Regions from separate parts of the Homo sapiens genome. Here region 1 is linked to region 2. A link is a loop called in an ENCODE intact Hi-C map of the cell type or tissue named here. Cell type or tissue: PC-3. All regions are shown on one strand. Each heading gives the region's core, and the rest is flanking DNA. Links, peaks and the distances in the headings are about the cores only. Region 1 overlaps EFHD1 (EF-hand domain family member D1). Region 2 overlaps GIGYF2 (GRB10 interacting GYF protein 2).

Region 1 (2,500 bases), core at 1-2,500, 86 kb before region 2:
CATTTTGTCAATGGGCATTTGAGTTGTTTCTACCTTTTGGTGACTGTGAATAATGCTGCTAAGAATACTAGTGTCAGCCAGGCATGGTGGCTCACGCCTGTAATCCCTGCATTTTGGGAGACCGAGGCAGGCGGATCACCTGAGGTCAGGAGTTCGAGACCCACCTGGCCAACATGATGAAACCCTGTCTCTACTAAAAATACAAAAAATTAGCCGGCCATGGTGGTGGGCGCCTGTAATCCCAGCTACTCGGGAGGCCTGAGGCAGGAGAATCACTTGAACCCGGGAGGTGGAGGTTGCAGTGAGCTGAGATCGCACCACTGCACTCCAGCCTGGGCAACAAGAATGAAACTCCATCTCAAAAAAAAAAAAAGAATACTAGTGTCCAGACTCCATTGGATCCTATGGTAATTCTTTGTTTAGGACCTTGCATTTTTCTTTCTTTTCTTTTTTTTTTTTTTTTTTTGAGACTGAGTTTCACTCTGTCACTCAGGCTGGAGTGCAGTGGTGCGATCTCGGCTCACTGCAACCTCTGCCTCCCAGGTTCAACAGATTCTTCTGCCTCAGCCTCCTGAGTAGCTGAGATTACAGGCATGCGCCACCATGCCTGGCTAATTTTTTTGTATTTTTAGTAGAGACGGGGTTTCACCATGTTGGTCAGGCTGGTCTCGAACTCCTGACCTCAGATGATCCACCCACCTCGGCCTCACAAAGTGCTGGGATTATAGGCATGAGCCACTGCACCCAGCCAGGACCTTGCATTTTTCTTTGCTATATTTTATCTGTGGACATCACACCAGCTTGCTGAGATCTTTTGGGCCTAGATTCTGCCCCAACTTTGTGTCACCAGCGAATCTGAGAGTCAGCACCCTTTCCAGGTGGCTTTAACTAACAGCCAGTCCGCCTAATTGTATCCATACTTCTCTTCCCCATAAGAGCCTGCCTGCTAGAGGGCGTTGCTCACCCTGAGTGGTAACATCAGGTCAGCTGTGGTTTTCTGTTAGATCAACTTGACAGTAACGTTTCACAACTAAATAAGCATGTGACCCAGCATCCAATCTTGGGTATATACACGAAAAAATGGAAATATATGTCCAAACACTTGTATATGAACGTTCAAAGCAACACTATTCATAAGAGCCAAAAGGTGGAAACAACAAAATGTCCATCACCTGATGAGTGAAGAAACGAAGTGTGGTATATTGATACAGTGGAATATTGTTGGGCTACAAAATGTCCACAAGAGGCAAATCCATACAGACAGAAAGGCTAGTAGTTGCTGGGGGATAGGGGTGGCAAGGGGAGAGTGGGGAATGACTGCTAATGGGTATCAGTTTCTTTTTAGGGTGAGGCAAACGTTCTGGAATTACATGGTAATGATGTTGGCACAACCTGAATATACTAAAAATTAATGCACTGTACAGTGAATTTTATGGTATGTTAATTATATCTCAGTAAAGCTGTTTTTTAAAAAAAACTTAGAAAACAGGGAAGTGAGGTCCATCCTCAAGTCATTTTCAGTGAACCCATGGAAATTGTTGCTTCCCTTCTTAAAGTGCTCACAAACCGTCCTCTGGCAACACTAGATCCTGGGCTGGTGCATCTGTGATTCACATACTCTGCCCACTTCTGGGAAACCCAGAAGCACCTTGCTTGTTTCCAGATCTGGAACACCTGTCTCATCCTTCACGGTTCCTCAAAGCTCACCAACAGCCACCCAGCGATCTTGTCTGTGTCCTTTAGTGCTTTGCAATGTAGCTCTGCCAGCAAGGAGGCTGCACTGAGCACAGAGCTGCTTGAGTAAGAAGTAGCCAGCATACTGTTAAAGTGAGGGCACTGAGAAAAAAAAAAACACAAGAAATAAAAATAGAAGCACCCACCAGAGGAAGGTGGTGAATGCTAAGTCCCGGAGAAGGATGGACAGTGGGTGCTATTGGAGAGCTGTGGGGGAAGCAGGTGGCTCCCTGAGCTCCTGGGCACAGGAGGACCATAGAGGAGGGCAGGGAGGGGGTGGCTGGGTGAGAGGAATGGCACAAGTTGGCCACTGTGGCTGGAAGGGAGCCTGTCAGGGATTCCTGGGCCTCCTCTCCAGCCTGACCTTGGGAGCCTTAACTACTGCCAGTCCACAGCACTAGATTCCTAGGTGCCCACAGGCTACATTTCTTGGCAGGTAGTGGTTGTTCTCAATAATGGTGGGTTTTTGTTACTGAGGCTGTGTTGGGGAGAATGCAGACGGGTAATGAGTGGATGAGTCAGTTCTCAAACAGCAATAAAGAAAAACCTGAGACTAACTAATTTATAAGAAAAGTGGCTTAATTGGCTCATGCACAGTTCTGCAGGCTGTACCGGAAGCATGGCAGCGTGTGCTTGGCTTCTGGGGAGGCCTCAGGAAACTTACAACCATGGCAGAAGGTGAAGGGGGAGCAGTACTTCACATGGCCGGAACAGGAGCAAGACAGAGCAAGCGGGGAAGTGCTGCACACTTTTGAACAACCAGGTC
Region 2 (12,697 bases), core at 4,716-7,215:
CCCAGCACTTTGGGAGGCCGAGGTGGGCAGATCACCTGAGGTCAGGAGTTTGAGACCAGCCTGGCCAACATGATGAAACCCCACCTCTACTAAAAATACAAAGTTAGCCGGGCGTGGTGGATTGTGCCTGTAATTCTAGCTACTCAAGAGGCTGAGACAGGAGAATCGTTTGAACCCAGGAGGCGGAAGTTGCAGTGAGCCGAAATTGTGCCATTGCGCTCCAGTCTGGACAACAAGCCTGGGCAACAAAAGCAAACCCCCCCCCCCCCGCAAAAAAAAAGAAAAGGGTTAGGCATGGTGGCTGGCCCCAGGCTCCCAGCACTTTGGGAGGCAGAGGCATGAGGATCACTTGAGCCCAGAAGTTCGAAACAAGCCTCGGCAACACAGTGAGATCCTCTTCTCTACAAAAAAAATTAAAAAAAAATTAGCTGGGCGTGGTGGTGCATATGTTTGGTGTCAGCTACTTGGAAGGCTGAAGTGAGAGGATCACTTGAGCCTGGGAGGTCAAGGCTGCCATGACTGCGCTGCTGCACTCCAGCCTGGGTGATAGAGCAAGACCCTGTCTCCCAAAAAGGAAAAGAAAACAAAAAGACCACCAAAGGGGAAAGATCTAAGTTACCCTAATCCTACCACCCAAAGTAGCTTTGCTAACGTTTTGGTTTCTATCGTATATGCAAATGTATCTTCAAGATATTTAAAAAACAAATATTTAGGCCGGGCGCGGTGGCACATGCCTGTAATCCCAGCACTTTGGGAGGCCGAGGCGGGTGGATCACTTGAGGTCAAGAGTTTGAGACCAGTCTGGCCAACATGGTGAAACCCCATCTCTGCTAAAAAAAAAAAAAAAAAAAAAATTACAAAAATTAGCTGGGCATGGTGGTGTGTGCCTGTAATCTTGGCTACTGGGGAGGCTGAGGCAGGAGAATTACTTGAACACGGGAGGTGGAGGTTGCAGTGAGCTGAGATCATGTCACTGCACTCCATCCTGAGTGACAAAGTGCTACTCTGTTTCAAGCAAACGAACGAATATTTGGTGATTTAAAACACTTTTGAGGATCAAAAATCTATTCAGTCGAGTGTGGTGGCATGCACCTGTAGTCCCAGCTACTGAGAGTCTGAGGCTGGAGGATTGCTCGGGCCTAGGCATTTGAGACCAACCTGGGACAACATAGTGAGAACCCGTCTTTAGAAACAAAAAACAAAAAGAAGACTACCCAGATAAGTCTAGATAAGGACTTTATTATAGGGAGAATAATTATAGACATTACCTGGCTTTCTGGGAAGGAGCCAAGAAAGCTCCTTTGGGAGTTTCCTCTGTCTCATCTCCTTGGTCTTAAGGAAGTTTTCCCAGGTCTTTCCTTGCAAAGAAGAGGGAAGTACTTGTTTTCTTCCCCAAAGTATTTTATTTATACATTTGTTAAAATAGTTATGGCCTTGTGGTGTATCTGTATATATATTTGCGCCTTGCCCAAGAAGAGCTAATTCCATTAAGAAATGCACTGTATTTCTCTCTTTTGGTAAGCCCATTGTTGAGCTTAGTGTACTGGACATTGGCATTAATATTTAGTTAACTAATTTAGTTAATAAATGAATGTTGAATGAAGCCATTAGGGTCTTATGGGAGACGGGTAAGAGAATGCAAACCTGAGATTGATAGCTTCCTATCGATAATTATGGGATTATGTGAAAAAGGAGAGAAGTTCTGGAGGATGAGATGTGTTAATATTTCCAGTTTTCAGAAAGGGTAAAATATTTCTATGTAAACTGAAGGAGTAGTAAATTAGATGTTTTTGAGGGGTGTATTTTGGAAGCAAATATTTGTTCAGAAAACATTTTATCAAATGCTTGCTGTGTTTTATGTCTTGGGTTAGGTGCTAAGGCAATAAGGATAAAAATACATGGTACCTACTCTTTAATGGGGAAGCTGACACTAAATAATTTCACTTTGTCATAATGCTGTAAAGGAATTATAATGCAAGCACGGGATATTCAGCTGCCTATCTGATTTTTCCACTTAGATGTCTTATAAGCATCTCATACTCTATACTTTTCCAAAACTGATCTCGTTAGTTTTGCCTTTATATTTATTTCATCTTAATAGTATATGTGCCTGTTTGCTCAAGCTAGCAGTCTCAGAGTTATCTTTGATAATTCCTTTTACTTCTCTGTTCCTATATCGGGTCTGTCACAACATGTCAATTTTATCTCTACAGTATCTCTGGAATCTGTTCATTTCTCTGAATCTCTATTGCTATCACCTTAGTGAAAGTTGCCACCATTTCTAACATAAATTTTTGCACCAGTGGCCTACTGATGTTTCCTGGCTTCCTTTTTTTTTTTTCTTTTTTTTTGTTTGAAATGGAATCTCACTCTGTCACCCAAGCTGCGGTGCAGTGGTGTGATCTCGGCTCACTGCAACTTCTGCTTCCTGAGTTCAAGCGATTCTCCTGCTTCAGGCTCCCAAGTAGCTGGGACTATAGGCATGCATCACCACGCCTGACTAATACTTGTATTTTTTAGTAGAGATGGAGCTTTACCATATTGGCCAGGCTGGTCTTGAATTCCTGACCTCAAGTGATCTGCCCTCCTTGGCCTCCTACAGTGTTGGGATTACAGATGTGAGCCACTGTGCCTGGCCCCTGGCTTCCATTTTTGTCTTCTATTTGTTTTCCTCACAGCAGGCAGAGTAATCTTAAAATGTAAATTAGATCAAGACTTCTCTAAAATCCTTCAATATCTCTATGTCCACTTATATGACTTTATTATATTCTTCTACTAGCCTCTTAGTTTCATGAAGGCTGGACAGGAACTTGTGTTTAGCAAGGCCTTGAGGATCTCAAATTCTCTTTTTCCCTCCCTTCCTCCGACTCTCTTTCCAGCTCTCCTTATTCTTCCTTTCTCCTTCCCACTTAACATCTCCTTCCTAGCACCTCTCTCTACCCTGTTGGTGAAAAAGATTAGGAAGAATATTCCTGATAGCAGAAAGGACGTGTGTGAACATAAGGCAAGGAACTGATTTAAGAGAGGAACTTCATGATGCATAATGTTTACCTTTATTATGTGAAGTGTGGGAGATAAGAGCTTGGAGGCAGCCCTTCTGTTAACAAGGCTTGGGTTTTATTGGTCATTGTGTGCCAGTGAAAAAAGAATTGGGGCTGGGCGCAGTGGCTCACCCCTATAATCCCAACACTTTGGGAGACTGAGGCGGGTGGATCACCTGAGGTCAGGAGTTCAAGACCAGCCTGACAAATATGGGGAAACCCCATCTCTACTAAAAATACAAAAATTAGCCAGGTGTGGTGGCGTGTGCCTGTAATCCCAACTACGCAGGAGGCTGAGGCAGGAGAACTGCTTAAACCTGGGAGGTGGAGGTTGCAGTGAGCTGAGCTGAGCTGAGATAGTGCCACTGCACTCCAGCCTGGGTAACAGAGTGAGCCTCTGTCTCAAAAATAAATAAATAAATAAATAGTTCTTAGTAACGTAGGAGATTAAGACTAGTAAAATCGTTCAGGATGCATTTGCAGCAGTCCAGGTGGGAAATAAAAGTGTGAATAAAAATTAGGTTAGTTGGATCAGGGGAAGACTTGAGAGACTGAGGATTTAAAACTAATAGGACATGGTAATTGGGTATGAGAGATGGTAGAAGGTGAGGAGTAAAGTATGAATCCCAGATTTTTAATCCAGTGGCTGATTAGATTGGGATGTCCTTAACTATGTTTGAGAATATGGGCAGTGAATGGGTTGGATGAATAAGTTGATGAGTAGGGTTAGGGTTTTGGGCATATTGAACCTGATGGGCTTTACATGGTTGTGTATGAAAGCCTGACTATAGGAGAGGTCACAGCTGGACTTGAGAATCACAAGCTTACATAGAAGTGCCTTTTGACTCCCACACCTTCACACATTGTTTATTGACTATCCAAATTGCTTTCATAAGCTGAAGTTTGGATTTTGGACAACACTTACCAAGCGAAGATTTTGGGAGTATCATGGGGCTTTGGGGGGCCTGCTGCTGCCACTTATTTACTACCCATGGTAGAATTGGCAGTGTTGAGGTTATTGATGAACAGTGCAGGAGCTAGTGGAGTGGCAGGAGAAACCAGGCACACTGCGTTTTGAAGTGACTGAGAAGCGAGGAAGTAGAGATGTTTCTAGATGAAGAGGAAAGATGAACAGTGCATAGCTAGAAGGGAAATGGCTGTATCAAAAGTTTTAAACAAATGAGGAGATATGTTTAGAGACAGACGAAAGCACATAGGGATTAAATTTCTAGAAGAGAGGGTTGTATGGAGGAGATAAAGATCATATGTGGATTTTTTTAACTTTTAGGTTCGGGGGTACATGTGAAGGTTATGTAGGTAAACTTGTGTCAATGGGGGTTTGTTGTACAGATTATTTCATCACCCAAGTGTTACACCGAGTACCCAGTGGTTTTTCGTGCTCCTCTCCCTCCTCCTGCCTTCCACCCCCAAGTAGACCCCAGTGTCTATCATTCCCTTCTTTGTGTTCATGAGTTCTCAGGTGGATTTTTAGTGAAGAATATTACCCAAATATGTTTTAGCTTTTCTAAGTATCTGCAGGTGAAGAGGGACTTGGAATTGAATTTGTCGATTATTGAATCATAGTACAGCCATTATCCTAACTCAGGCAACTGTCTTTTAGTTTGAGTTACTGCCAGTTTGCCTCAGTTTCTTTTCATAGCACCTGAAGGAAATCTCTGATTGTGTTATTGTGTTATTTTTGTATTTTTTATTTTTTGGAGACAGAGTCTCACTCTCAGCCAAGGTGGAATGCAGTGTTGCGATCATGGCTCACTGCAGCCTCTACCTCCTGAGGCTCAAGCGATCTTCCCACCTCAGCCTTCCAAATAGCTGGGACTACAGGCGTGCACCACCATGCTCTGCTAATTTTTTTTATTTTTGGAGAGACAGGATCTCACTGTGTTGCCTGGACTGGTCTCAAACTCCTGGTCTCAAGTGATCCACCTGCCTCAACCTCCCAAAGTGCTGGGATTACAAGCATGGGCTACTGCACCTGGCCTGTGTTACTCTTAATAAATCTGGTGACTATAAGAAATGTTTAGTCTTGGGCATTGGAAAACCATTGGTGATCCATTGGAAGGGACAGGGTGGTGAATACATTTGAAATCTTATTGTGAGCAGCAATTGAAGAAATTAGGAATGTTAGGCCATGAGAAGGAGTCTTTGGGGAGACATGGTGATTATTTGCCAATACCAGAATGATTTTCATTTGAAAGAGTGCTTAGATGTGTACTCCAGTGGTAGAAACTGTTGGGAAACATGTTGGTTTGGTGTTAAGGAAGATATTTTAAAACAAGTTCTAATAAAATATATGTATATTTTAAACTGGCTATTTTAAATAGGATTTTGAGACCTAATTGTTGGAAAGATTGTGTTTTTTTTTCTTTCTTTCTTTCTTTCTTTTTTTTTTTGAGACAGGGTCTTGCTTTGTCACCTAGGCTGGAGTGCAGTGGCTGTTCACTGCAGCCTTGACCTCCCAGGCTCGAGCAGTCCTCCCACCTCAGCCTCCTGAGTAGCTGGGACCAGAGGCATGAGCCACCATACCTGGCTAATTTTTGTATTTTTTGTCAAGATGGGGTTTCATCGTGTTGCCCAGGCTGGTCTTGAACTCTTGTACTGAAGTGATCCACACTCCTTAGCTTCCCAAGTGTTGGGATTACAAGTGTGAGCTAACCTGCAACCGGTCAATTGTGGTCTTTTTAGTAATAAAAACCTAGGTTTGAATCTTTGTTCTGCTGCCCGTGACTGTGGACAAGTTGTTTAACCCTTCAGCTTTATTTTTATCTGTTATGTTTGGGTTGTTGTGAAGGTTAAATTAGATTAAATGAGCTAGTTCACGTGTGAAATTTTCAGCTTCAGTGTTCAGTGGATATTAATTCCACTTCTTCAGTAAAGAGCCCAACTTTACAGGAATCTAATAAAAAGCAGTTTCTTGGAAGGTACTGGGGTAGTTCCTTTCTTCTTGGAAGGAGTGATTGGACCATTCCTTTGTGGGTATGTTGTTTGCTTACCTGGTTGTTTAACTTGTTTTATGGGGGTTGAACTAAATGACCTCCAAGCCCAAGAATATTTGCAAAGGAAACAGAGTAGCAGTGAGCAGTCCCAGAACCCAGGTTGTGGTATTTCTATAAATGAAAGTGAATCCAGGGCTCCCTGGAAATGATTGATTTCAGGTCTGAGGCAAGAAAAATACAAGATGAACCTGGAACATTCTGACATACCAGATAGAAAAGAAGCTGTTGAAGACTGCTAGGGTCATGTCAAAAGGACCCAGGAGCCAACCTGAAGAGTCTCCCACTCTTCAAAGATGAGACAGTTTGAACACTGTTAATAATTGCTGTGAATTGAAATATATTAATAAAATAATGTGTTACTGTTGGACACTGTTGGAAGGTGCAAGTGAACCTAGTCGTTATTTTGAAAACAAATAAGAATTAAGGCTTTTTCCCTCCTTTCTTGTATTAAGCAGTATTATTTGGTAACTATACCAGGTAGTATAAGAGGAAAATTTATCTTTGCAGAAGTATTCCAGCTAATACATAAGGGAGGAATGAAAGAATATAATCACTTACAACCTTAGTGAACTTAGGGAACCAAGCATTGATCATAAATTACTGCAAGTATCACAAACACGTCATCACAATGTGTGCCTCTTGATGGAATAACATACCACTACATACGAAGTATTGCCAAAAAAGAACCCAAATTGATGAAAATCTCAAAATCTCTATACTCAGTCACCAGTTTACATGAAATGCAAAAGACAGAAAAATGTTTAATTATATCATGGATAAAATCAGCAAAACCCAGACTTTAAAAAAATGTTTTGGGTCAGGCATGGTGGCTCATGCCTGTAATCTCAGCACTTCGAGAGGCCAAGGTGGGAGGATTGCTTGAGGCCCAGAGTTTGAGACTAGGTTGGGCAATATAGTGAGACCCTGTCTCTACAGAAAATACAAAAATTACACGGGAGTTTGTCATCTGCTTTTTGGTGCATTTATGAAAATACAAAAAATTTTCCACAATAAGTAAAAAAAAAAAATCCCACCCCAACAGTCTCACTTTACTAATGCATATTTTTTCTTTAAATATTACTTTATTCTTGTAAACACATTTTACTGTTTACTATGCATACGCTATTTTTAATAATGTGCACATATTTACTGTGTTTTACTTGGCCTTCATATTAATATTTAATGTGTCATAATTTAGTAGATTATTCCCTTCTTTTTTGCTTTGTGAATAAAGCTTAGCAGTTTTGGGCACATATTTCAATGCTTCTATTGAATTTTTCCTTAGTCTAAACTAGAATTAAAGTAGCTTGGTCCCTTTCATGCTTGATATCAGCTACTCCTGATGTTAGTTTTTCCACTTGCTGTCTGACACAGTGCTACAGTAGAATCTTACTCGCCATTTTTTGCTGAAGTTTTCTTCCCTTTTTCCCCATAAAAATATATTATTTTAAAATTAAACAAAATAGTCCCTTTTCCCCAAGTTCTGTTCTTTAGAGGCAACTTTTCTTATCAGTTTGGAGTATATTTTTTATTTGTCTTCTTAGCAGTACATGTAGTTTTCAATTTCTCTTTGTACTTTACTGCATTTTCAGATTCTCTACACTGACCATTAATTGCTTTTATTAAAAACGTTGTGAAATATTTCAGGCATATAAAAATATAAATTGTGATAAACACCCATGTATTCATTGGCAAGCTACAAAAATAAAACATTGTAGGTACAATTAAAGCTGCCTTTATAATCTTAATCTTTTGCAGATATAACCTTATTCTAAATGTTGTATTTGTCAATTTCATGTTTGTTTCTATGCTTTTGCTGCAGTTTGTATGTCTTGAAACAGTATAAACCTAGCTGCAGGTTTATGCATTTTATATAAAAATTATCATTACTATAGGCTGTGTTTTGATTTTTCTTTTGTATAGCATACTTTATTAAATATTTTAGCTATTACCAAATTGCCAAATAGATAATTAAATAATTAGCTATTATCAAATCATTCTTTGAAGTGATTATTTCAGTTTATAATACCACAAACACTACTTGAAAGTTTCCATTGTTTTACATCCTTACCAACACCTGGTATTATCAGACTTATTAAGTTTTATGAATCTAGTGAGTGTAAGGTAGTATCTCACTTTTGTTTTAATCATATGCGCCTTTTAAAATTTGGAAAAATGTGTCCCTTTTTCATTCTCTAAGCTTCTGGGGGACATAGCCGTGATGCCTTTTAAGTTAAGGAATTGCCACATGGTTGTCTAGTTATCTCTCAATAAACTGCCCTTTTAGCGTGCCATGACAAAAGATTGTATTAAAGCTAAAGTCTGATACTTTGAGATAGTAGGATTTCTTTTTGCTCTTCTAAAGAACTAAAATGAATTTTTTTTGACAGTGTATAGTATAAAAAGTCTGTAGCACCAGAATGTTTGACATATTCTCTGTCTTTTCTATTCTAGGCTCCGAGCTCTGTCCAGTGGTGGGAGTATTACATCCCCTCCTCTTTCTCCAGCATTGCCGAAGTATAAATTAGCAGATTATCGTTACGGCAGAGAAGAAATGTTAGCACTTTTCCTTAAAGACAACAAGGTAAGAAAGTAGGAAAAGAGTTCAAAATTGTGAATGAGACTTTGGGATATATACCATGATGTACTGATACATGAAAACTGATTTATTTTACTAATGTATTGACCCATGCCTTTCCACCTTAACTGTTTCCCTGCTTTGAAGCCTGCAATAGTTAACAGAGGATCTTCTAAGTGTTATCACACACTATATTTTAGGCAGCTTCATGGAAACAGGAGAGTAGTCAGCACTTACTGCCTTCTCTAGCTAACTTCCTCTTAACCCCCCTTTCATGTCTATTTGTATCCTAGTTCAGTGGCTAAGAAATGAAGAATTTTTCCTTTCTCTTTATTGTACCTCTTATCCTACTTGCCACTTAAAAATAAAGAGCCAACAGGAGGAGCACCTTCGGCTATATAAAATTTTCAGTGGAGACAAAACCTTAAAATGTAACACTACATTTGTGTCACTTAGATCAAAACTGAAACAGTGTAAAATATACTTTTGTTATGACTTTTATCTTACTCACTGACTAGTAAGAAATAATATTTTGTATTTTTTCCCAATATACTTTTTTTTTGAGACAGAGTCTGGCTCAGTCACCCAGGCTGGAGTGCAGTGGCGTGATCTCATCTCACTGCAACCTCTGCAACCCAGGTTCAGGTGATTCTTGTGCCTCAGCCTCCTGAGTAGCTGGGATTATAGATATGCGTTCCCACGCTTGGCTAATTTTTTTGTATTTTTGGTAGAGATGGGATTTCACCATGTTGGCCAGGCTGGTCTCCAACTTCTGCCCTCAAGTGATCTGCCTGCCTTGGCCTCCAAAAGTGCTGGGATTACAGGCGTGAGCCACAATGCCCCACCTCCAGTATACTTTGTTTTTCAGTGATCGAGAATTTCAGATTTTAATGATGGTTGCTAAGGACACATACAGTTGCTTATAAAACTCTCCTTATCATCTTCTGCTTTGCATTTAATGTAGAGACTTTTATTCCTCTACTTTGTGCTCTGGTATAGCAGAGTTAGTGCTAAATCCAAAAGTGGCAATCACTTGAGAAGCTGGGGAGTATTGACTGGGGTTTTTAATATTGACTCTCTCAAAATGTATAAGGACTATAGAAGTCAATTATGGCTGAATAAGCATTAATCTGTATTTATAATAATCAACAATAAATAGAAGAGTATTCTTTCTTGGATTTATCTTCTTGTATTTCTTCTTATTGCAGAAATAGCATTAATCTCATAATCATGTGTTTGGTCCTACAGATACCTTCAGACCTTCTGGATAAAGAATTTCTGCCTATCCTCCAGGAGGAACCCCTTCCACCATTGGCTCTGGTACCCTTTACAGAAGAAGAACAGGTTTGTGATTAGCTCTGAGCCCCAGCAAACTCTTATTCTTTTCCTGCTAAGGCATGAAAATAGGAAGTTACTATTTATGCTCTAAGGATTATCCTGCATCCTCATAGGTCTGCTTTCTTCTATTTCTTGGTATGTTGATGCTTATTAGTTGACTAGATTTTGCTGTAGTATCTGTAGCTTTTGAGTATTATTTGGAAACGTTTGTAGATCCTTAAGGACATTGGGAACCATCCTTTAAAACTTACTCAAGTAGAGAGGAAGAGTGATTCTTGGGGAGGGGAGAAAATCATCTTTGCAAATAAACAGATTTTCAGAAGTAATTGCCAACCTGAATTCTTACCGGTGCATTTTACCACTAAGGGAAAAATGTAGATCTTCAGTTCAAAATGCATTCAAAACTCTTCTGTCACCAATGTGTGTGTGTGTGTGTCTGTGTGTGTGTGAGAGAGAGAGTGATGTGAGAAAGTAAAACTTGTGGGCTGGAAAGTAGCGAATTTAGTGTTGTTCCTGTTTATAGTGTATTTTGTTCTGTGCAAAGAAAATAAAAGAGTTTCTGATTTCAAGGAACTTATGATAACTGTAGAAAAATGGAAAAATAAGCCTTGTTGGAAAGCTTGAATGTTACTTTATGGGCATCCATACGGGAAGAAGAGAATCCAGGGAGCCAAAAATACATCTTTTTGACTCTTAAGGAAAAGGTAAAGCAAGAAGTAATAAAAATCTTTTCAAATACTCTATGAAATATTAAAATCCTGGGCATTGGAAAGAGAATTTTTCAAGAGGGTTTTAAACTATGAAATTTTGAACGACAAAAATGTTGGGGCCAGACGCATGACTCACACCTGTAATCCCAGCGCTTTGGGAGGCCGAGGTGGGCGGATCACCTGAGGTCAGGAGTTCGAGACTAGCCTGGCCAACATGGTGAAACCCTATCTCTACTAAAAATAAAAAAATTAGCCGAGCATGGTGACACACGGTTGTAATCCCAGCTACTTGGGAGGCTGAGGCAGGAGAATCGCTTGAACTCGGGAGACAGAGATTGCAGTGAGCTGAGATTGCATCACTGCACTCCAGCCTGGGCAAAGAGTGAGACTCCATTAAAAAAAAAAAAGAAACAAAATGTTGGCATATGTCCTTTACTTGAATACCTTCTGTACACTTGGTACAAAAATGCAGAAGTGTGATACACAGAGGAAAATGCACCTTGGACATGGCTGTAGCCAAAGGTCTTCCTGGCAGAGGGGTAAAAACTGAGCCCTAGGAATTAGGGTAAAAAAGAATCCTGCAATTCAACTAATATTTTAATCCTTTCCATGCCAGCTGCTCCCTTTCCCAGAGGCCGCAAGTGTTAGCAATTTCTTATGTATTTTTCCAAGTAAATATGGAAATATATTTTCCGCCTTTTAATACAAGTGATACGGTTCTGTACTTCCAACATCAAGTATTTTTATTGAAAGACTTCCCTGAAGATTTGGAAAAATTTTTTCCCATCGTTTTTGTTTGCATTTCTTTGCCTGTAGCAGTAAACAGTTGTTTTTCAGATGTTTATTCATCATTTATATTTCTGTTAATTTTTTTCTTGCCTTTGCCAATTTTTCTTTTGGGATATTCATCTTTTCCTTGTTGATTTATGCTATTTATATGAGCTCTGTGTGTGTGTGTGTGTGTGTGTGTGTGTATGTTTGTGTGTGTGTGTATTTTTTGTTTACTTATTTAGATTTTCTATTTTGAGCTAGGTTCTCACTCTGTCATCCAGGCTGGAGTATAGTGAGGGTCTCACTCTGTCACCCAGGCTGTAGTACAGCGGCATGATCATAGCTCACTACAACCTTGAACTTCTGGGCTCAAGGGATTCTCCTGTCTCAGCCTCCTGCATAGCTGGGAGTACAGGTGCATGCCACTGCATTTGGCTAGTTTCGTTTTTTGTAGAGACAGGATCTCGCTCTGTTATCTAGGCTGGTGTTGAACTCCTGGCCTCAAGCGATTCTCCTACCTCAGCCTCTCAAAGTGCTGGGCTTACAGGCATGATCCACCATGCCTGGTCTGGCTCCTCATATTTTAAAGTCATTGACCATAGCTGTGCCCAGTAAGTTTTCTAAATGTTAAAATTGCATTTATGATTTTATTTATTTCTTTTTCTTTGTCTCTTTGAGACTGAGTCTTGCTCAGTCACTCAGGCTGTAGTGCAGTGTCACAGTCTCGGCTCACTGCAACATCTGCCTCCTGGGTTCAAGGGATTCTTGTGTTTCAGCCTCCTGAGTAGCTGGGATTACAGGCGTATACCAACACGCCTGGCTAATTTTTGTATTTTTAGTAGAGACAGGGTTTCACCATGTTGGTCAGGCTGGTCTCAAACTTCCTGAGCTCAAGTGAATCCTCCTGCCTTGGCCTCCCGAAGTTCTGGGATTACAGGCGTGAACCACCATGCCTGGCCACATTATGATTTTAAATAAAAAGGCTAATTTTATGAGCTTCATATACCAGTTTTATTCTTTTGTGATTATTCTTTTAATTTTTAGCTATTTATATATTATTTTTAAAAATTCCTTTTTATGTTTCTTTAAATGATTTCCTAGATTTCTTAGAGACTAAATATATCAGAAGAGGGAAGAGGACATGCTACTAGTTACCAAAATGTGGTAGACTTTTATTCAACAGAATGAATAATTGAATTACCCAGAAACATCTTGTAACATTTTAAAGAAATTAGTGTGTAGTAA

Evidence for each region. A loop is a pair of places that touch in the nucleus more often than their neighbours do. Peaks named below come from ENCODE experiments on the same cell type or tissue, not always from the same donor. Only the 100,000 strongest peaks of a DNase experiment are listed, where the experiment ranks them.
Region 1: a loop joins it to region 2, with 6 times the contacts of the local background. A loop is called at or near these places in 1 of 110 quality-filtered maps.

The regions. Positions count from the first base shown.
Region 1 is chr2:232,657,453-232,659,952 of GRCh38, forward strand. All of the region lies in intron 1 of EFHD1 (EF-hand domain family member D1), which reads left to right. Among named protein-coding and RNA genes, the nearest start is that of EFHD1, 25 kb to the left of the region's middle. In PC-3, for the core only: a CTCF peak has its summit at 972; no DNase peak of the experiment used is centred there.
Region 2 is chr2:232,739,106-232,751,802 of GRCh38, forward strand. GIGYF2 (GRB10 interacting GYF protein 2) reads left to right here. Exons shown (of 29, transcript NM_001103146.3): 4 at 8,510-8,639; 5 at 9,882-9,977. Among named protein-coding and RNA genes, the nearest start is that of KCNJ13, 31 kb to the right of the region's middle. In PC-3, for the core only: no CTCF peak of the experiment used is centred there; a DNase peak (open chromatin) is centred at 6,086; H3K27ac peaks cover 497 bases.